Regions from separate parts of the Homo sapiens genome. Here region 1 is linked to region 2. A link is a contact called in ENCODE Hi-C or POLR2A ChIA-PET data. All regions are on one chromosome and are shown on one strand. Each heading gives the region's core, a stretch centred on a gene start or an enhancer-like site at or near the end of the contact. The rest is flanking DNA. Distances are from core to core; before and after follow the strand shown. Region 1 overlaps SETDB2-PHF11 (SETDB2-PHF11 readthrough). Region 2 has its middle 21 kb from the start of ARL11.

Region 1 (2,975 bases), core at 438-2,937, 77 kb before region 2:
TTACAGCCCATGATAGCCTCTTAGATATAATAAATTTGGATTATACTACTTTACTTGTACCAAATTTGCCTGTTTTCGTGTCACAAAGTCTGCTTTTGAAAAGTCTCTTTTCAGCCACAGTTATCACGTGGAGATTCATCATCTTCAAAACAGACACCTAAATTTTAAATTGGACTCTGAATAAGAACATTATCGGGAGTATGCAAGAATGAAAAAAAAAATTGACAGTTACATTTTTCTCAATCTAATATACGATTCTGGTTTTTATGCCCACACTATCACGTCTGACCCCTGAAAACTTAACATTCACAGTTCTCATTTTTTACCATGGTACTCTGATTTTCAATAATGCTGCGTCTCAAAATGGGTTTTAACTGAGTCTCCAAGCATGGTGTCTGACATGTAATAAATAAGTACTGGAAAAATATTTGCAGGAGATGAAAAAGAACAGTCCATTCCAGTTGTAATGGCAGCCCTAGCCTAAGTTCTTATATCTTAGGGACAAAATCTAAACCAGTGGATTTCAAATCCGGCCGCACATCAGAATCATGTGGGGCACTTTAAAAACTACAGAAGTGAAGACCCCATCCAACACCCTCTGAACAGATTTCCGCTAGTCTAGATGATTATTGATTACTGTAGCTTCAGCTTCCTATCCTGATATTAAGTCTTAGCAAAGTTTTTGGTTGTTGTTTTGTTTTGTTTAAGACGGAGTCTCACTTTGTTGCCAGGCTGGAGTGCAGTGGTGTGATCTCGGCTCACTGCAACCTCTGCCTCCTAGGTTCAAGCGATTCTCCTGCCTCAGCCTCCCAAGTAGCTGGGACTACAGGCGCGCACCACCATGCCCAGCTAATTTTTGTATTTTTAGTAGAGATGGGGTTTCACCATGTTGGCCAGGATGGTCTCGATCTCTTGACCTCGTGATCTGCCTGCCTCGGCCTCCCAAAGTGCTGGGATTACAGGCGTGAGCCACCACGCCCAGCCATCTTAGCAAAGTTTATCTGACTAATCATTCTGATGTCATGATCTTTATTTAAAAAAAAAAACCTTTGTCCCCCACTTTACTTTCACGTTTAACCTGTGACTCACACAGCATGTAACTGTGCACCATGGAGCACCATGTGTTTGGTGGCCATGAGGCTGGCTACTGGGCAAACCCGAGTATGGGTTCATAAGGCGGAGCCGAGTATGAACTTCAGCTATGTCACTACTGAAAAACTTGAATCCGATTATTTAATCTGAGAATGCTGCTGCCTACCTTATGGGACAAAATATGGACAAGTAAGTAAAATGTGAAGCAGAGAGCACAATGTCTGGCACTATGGGAAATAAATGTTAAAACACACCCATGCACGCACACACTCCCCTTGCTAACATTTCTGTCTTATTTTCTCCATTCTAACCAAACTTAATTATGATAAGCTCTGGAAGGCTCATTAGCCCCCATCTCTTGTGCCTCTTTTTGTTTTGGAGATGAGCTAAAAGGACACTTTATATTTTCCCCTATCCAACACAAGCGTTATCTTCAGAACAACTAACTGCTTGTCATGTTAACCCTATTAACTGTATTAGTCCGTTCTCACACTGGTATGAAGAAATACCAGAGACTGGGTAATTTATAAAGGAAACAGGTTTAATGGACTCAGTTCCGCATGGCTGGGGAGGTCTCAAGAAACTTACAATTGTGGCGGAAAGGGAAGAGGCCCGTCTTACGTAGTGGCAAGTAAGTGAGAGCACGCAAAGCCCAGGGGGAACTGCCATTTATAAAACCATCAGATCTCATAAGAACTCCCTCAATAGCATGAGAACAGCATGGGGAAACCGCCCCCATAATCCAATCACCTCCCAACAGGTCTCCCTCAACAACTGAGGATTACAATTCAAGATAAGTTGGGTGGGGACACAGAGCCAAACCACATCATCCTATTTGGTTTTCTCTCACTGACTGTTATGAAAAGCTCTTTATAAGTATCTCATTGTGTTGTTAATTCCTAAACCTATCTCCCTCTCTCCTAATAATTCATATGTTCTTTGAGGATAGGGAATATGCCTTTCCCTTCAAGTACCCCCAAAGGTACAGACACATTTTTCTACTGTGCCAGTTCAACTGTACTACCCTTCAGCAGGAATAAAATCCAAAGATTTCTATGATGTTTGTTTGTGTATAGTTGAGAATCAAGCAGTTGACATGTTCATGCTGGTACCTATTTTTAGCCTGATACCCATTAAGAATCACACCACTGATTTTTTTTATTATGGTAAAATATATATATAACCTAAAATTTGCCATCCCAATCATTTTTAAATGTATGGTTCAATGGCATTAAACATTCATTTTTGTGCAACCATCACCACCATGCACCTAAAGCAGCAGTCCCCAACCTTTTTGGCACCAGGGACTGGTTTCGTGGAAGACAATTTTTCCACGGACCATGGGGATGGGGCGGTTGGTCAGGGGTGGGGAGGATGGTTTTGGGATGAAATTGGTCCACCTCAGATCACCAGTCATTAGATTCTCATATGGAGCACACAACCTAGATCCCTTGCATACTCAGTTCACTGTAGGGTTTGCACTCCTATGAGAATCTAATGTTCTAATGTTGCCACTGATCTGACAGGAGGCAGAACTCAGGCAGTAATGCTCACTCATCCGCCACTCACCTCCCGCTGTGCGACCTCTTCCTAACACGCCAGGGATGAATATGGGTCTGTGGCCCGAGGGTTGGGGACCCCTGACCTAAAGGACTCTTCATCTTGGAAAACTGAAACTCTGTATCCATTAAACAAGTTCCCCATTCTCCTCTCCCCTCAGACCCTGGCAATGACCATTCTACTATGTCTCAATGAATTTGACTAAGTATATCACACAAATGGCATCACATAGTATTTTTCTGTGAGTGGCTTATTTCACCCAGCATAATATCCTCAAGTTCACCTCTGTGCACCATGTGTCAGAATTTCTTTCCTTTTTAAGG
Region 2 (2,870 bases), core at 328-2,827:
CACCATGCCTGGAAAGAAACTGAAATTTTGATAGGCTGAGTACCATACCTAATACCTCACAGTTAATAAATGGCAGAACTCAAACTCAAACCTAGGCAGTCCAACTCCAGAAACCATATTCTTTAAAAAGCTACTGTAACATGACTGATATTCCTTTTACTGAAGAAGAATATTTAAGCCTTTTTTAATTGTAAGAGGGGTATGATAATTATGGAACTTTAAGTAAATACAAACCCATCATTTTGGAGAAGATGATACTGAGATTTAGAGGCGGAATGTTCTACTGAAGGTTAAATCATTGCTGCCTATGTACCATACGATGTAAAGTAACATTTTTTTAAAGAGAATGCAATCTTGGCCGAGCGCAGTGGGCCTGTAATCCCAGCACTTTGAGAGGCCGAGGTGGGCGGACCACTTGAGGTCAGGAGTTCAAGACCAGCCTGGCCAATATGGTGAAACCCCGTCTCTACTAAAAATACAAAAATTAGGCCAGGCACGGTGGCTCACACCTGTAATCCCAGCACTTTGGAAGGTCAAGGCGGGTGGATCACCTGAGGTCAGGAGTTCAAGACCAGCCTGGCCAACATGGAGAAACCCCGTCTCTACTAAAAATACAAAAAAAAAATTAGCCAGGTGTGGTGGCACATGCCTGTAATCCCGGCTACTTGGGAGGCTGAGGCAGGAGAATCACTTGAACCTGGGAGGCGGAGGTTGCAGTGAGCCAAGATCATGCCATTGCACTCCAGCCTGGGCAACAAGAGTGAAACTCCGTCTCAAAAAAAAAAATTAGCCAGGCATGGTGGTGGGCGCCTGTAATCCCAGCTATTCGGGAGGCTGAGACAGGAAAATCACTTGAAACCAGGAGGTAGAGGCTTCAGTGAGCCAAGATCACACCACTGCACTCCAGCCTGGGGGACAGAGCAAGACTCTGTCTCAAAAATAAAAATAAAAATAAAAAAAAGAAAATACAATCTTCACAACTTAATAACTTATGTTATTCTTTCTAAAAATTAATTTCCTAAACCATGTAGTTTAATGTGATTTAATGTAGTTAAATACTAGCATTAAAACTTGTTTCTTGAAGGGCGCAGTGGCTCACACCTGTAATCCCAGCATTTTGGGAGGCTGAGGAGGGCAGATCGCCTGAAGTCAGGAGTTCGAGACCAGCCTGGCTAACATGGCGAAAACCCATCTTTAGTTAAAATACAAAAATTAGCTGGGTTTGGTGGTGCATGCCTGTAATCCCAGCTGCTCGGGAGGCTGAGGCACAAGAATTGCTTGAGCCCGGGAGATGGAGGTTGTAGTGAGCCGATATCGCACCACTGCACTCCAGCCTGGGCTACAGAGACTCTGTCAAAAAAAAAAGAAAAGAAAAGAAAAGCAGAAACTTGTTTCTTGATGAAGTTTGTTTTCCTGGGATCACACACAGATCTCCCACGGTGGTCCTTCTTGTTCTTTCTCCTTCTGCAAAGACCCTGGAAACCGCTTGTTGAAGATGGCGGGGCCACAGAATGAAAGGAGCCTTGGTCCCTGAGTCACGGCTTGGAGGAAAGCTTTATGGCGTTTAGGAACACTATTGTTTGTTGGTCCTGAAGAGGAAGTACTTCACAGAGCAAGCCTGCCACCATGTGGCGCGGGCCCAAACCTAGCATCAGTTAAAGGTTCATTCTCATTTACTTGGTTGCCTCTGGTTCACTTACTAACCAATCTAGATTTAATGCTGTCTAATAAGAAATTAATACCCAGGTGTATTCTATAGGTTTAAGTAGTTTTTAATTTCAAGATACATTTCTTCAATTCTGAAATTATTGCAATATTTCCAAACTGGCTACAGGAGTGACCACAACATTTATAATATGATCCAGGCACATTCACAAGAGGACTACTTCAGTGCATCACAAACATGGAAACAAACTCAGCAATTTGTAGGATTTATCTCAGTTCACTCAAAAGTTGGTCAATGAGCCAGATTAGAAGGCAGAATTCCGGCCAGGTGTGGTGGGTCATGCCTGTAATCACAGTGCTTTGGGAAGCTGAGGTGGGAGGATTGCTTGAGCCCAGGAATTTGAGACCAGCCTGGGCAACAGGGTGAGACCTTGTCGCTATAAAAAATAAAAAAATAAGAGGCAGAATTCCTTGGAATGGAAACAGGTAGTGTGAAGGACTGCCAAAAATGGATGAAAAACCCTCATGGAAGGAGAGTCAGAACTTAACAGTTTCCTAGAGTTTTAACACCGTATAAGCTCACTATGTTCTAGCATGCCAGGCTGACGTTTCCCAGAACTCTCTCTACATTTATCAAGACAGGAATGACATCGGAAGTTGTTTGCAAGACTATAGGTCTAGCAGGTGGCTAAGAGGAAGTCTGGTATTGCTGCTGCGTCTATTTTTATGTATTTATTCATTTATTTTTTAAGACGAAGTCTCACTCTGTTGCCCAGCCAGGAGTGCAGTGGTGCAATCTCAGCTCACTGCAACCTCCACCTCCTGGGTTCAAGCAATTCTCCCACCTCAGCCTCCTGACCACCTCCCAGGTTCAAGCAATTCTCCTGCCTCACCCTCCCGAGTAGCTGAGATTACAGGTGCGTGCCACCACACCTGGCTAATTTTGTATTTTTAATAGAGGGGTTTTACCATGTTGGCCAGGTTGGTGTCGAACTCTTGGCCTCAAGAGATCTGCCCACCTCAGCCTCCCAAAGAGCTGGGATTACAGGCATAAGCCACTGTGCCTGGCCTTGGTATAGCTGCTGCTTCTAACACTTGCTTCTAATGATTGGTGGGTGGAGGCAGCAGTACTCACATTCTGATACAGTTATTAAATGTTCCTTTTTTTCTTTGGTCCTATTACTACTTCTTTCTTTTTCTACCAC

Evidence for each region. A loop is a pair of places that touch in the nucleus more often than their neighbours do. ChIA-PET counts read pairs that join two places held with the same protein, here RNA polymerase II (POLR2A). Pooled maps may share reads with other maps.
Region 1: a map of PC-3 shows a loop between it and region 2 (2.1-fold over the local background). The contact joins two enhancer-like sites. A Hi-C loop is called at or near these places in 14 of 168 maps with a recorded cell type or tissue (CD8-positive, alpha-beta T cell, Caco-2, MCF 10A and 10 more), 1 of 37 single-sample maps with no recorded cell type and 16 of 50 pooled maps. POLR2A ChIA-PET finds 5 or more read pairs at or near these places in 8 of 52 experiments (A673, H1, HCT116 and 5 more).

Annotation. Positions count from the first base shown.
Region 1 is chr13:49,528,929-49,531,903 of GRCh38, forward strand. SETDB2-PHF11 (SETDB2-PHF11 readthrough) reads left to right here. Exons shown (of 21, transcript NR_135324.2): 21 at 1-48. PHF11 (PHD finger protein 11) reads left to right here. Exons shown (of 10, transcript NM_001040443.3): 10 at 1-48. Among named protein-coding and RNA genes, the nearest start is that of PHF11, 34 kb to the left of the region's middle. Within about 2 kb of position 1,688, at least 6 of the 41 ENCODE cell types and tissues checked have a DNase peak (open chromatin) inside an H3K27ac peak, as active enhancers do; they include OCI-LY7, where a contact is called at or near this core.
Region 2 is chr13:49,605,619-49,608,488 of GRCh38, forward strand. No RefSeq gene overlaps it. Among named protein-coding and RNA genes, the nearest start is that of ARL11, 21 kb to the right of the region's middle. RefSeq lists an enhancer at 1,268-1,487. Within about 2 kb of position 1,578, at least 4 of the 41 ENCODE cell types and tissues checked have a DNase peak (open chromatin) inside an H3K27ac peak, as active enhancers do; they include OCI-LY7, where a contact is called at or near this core.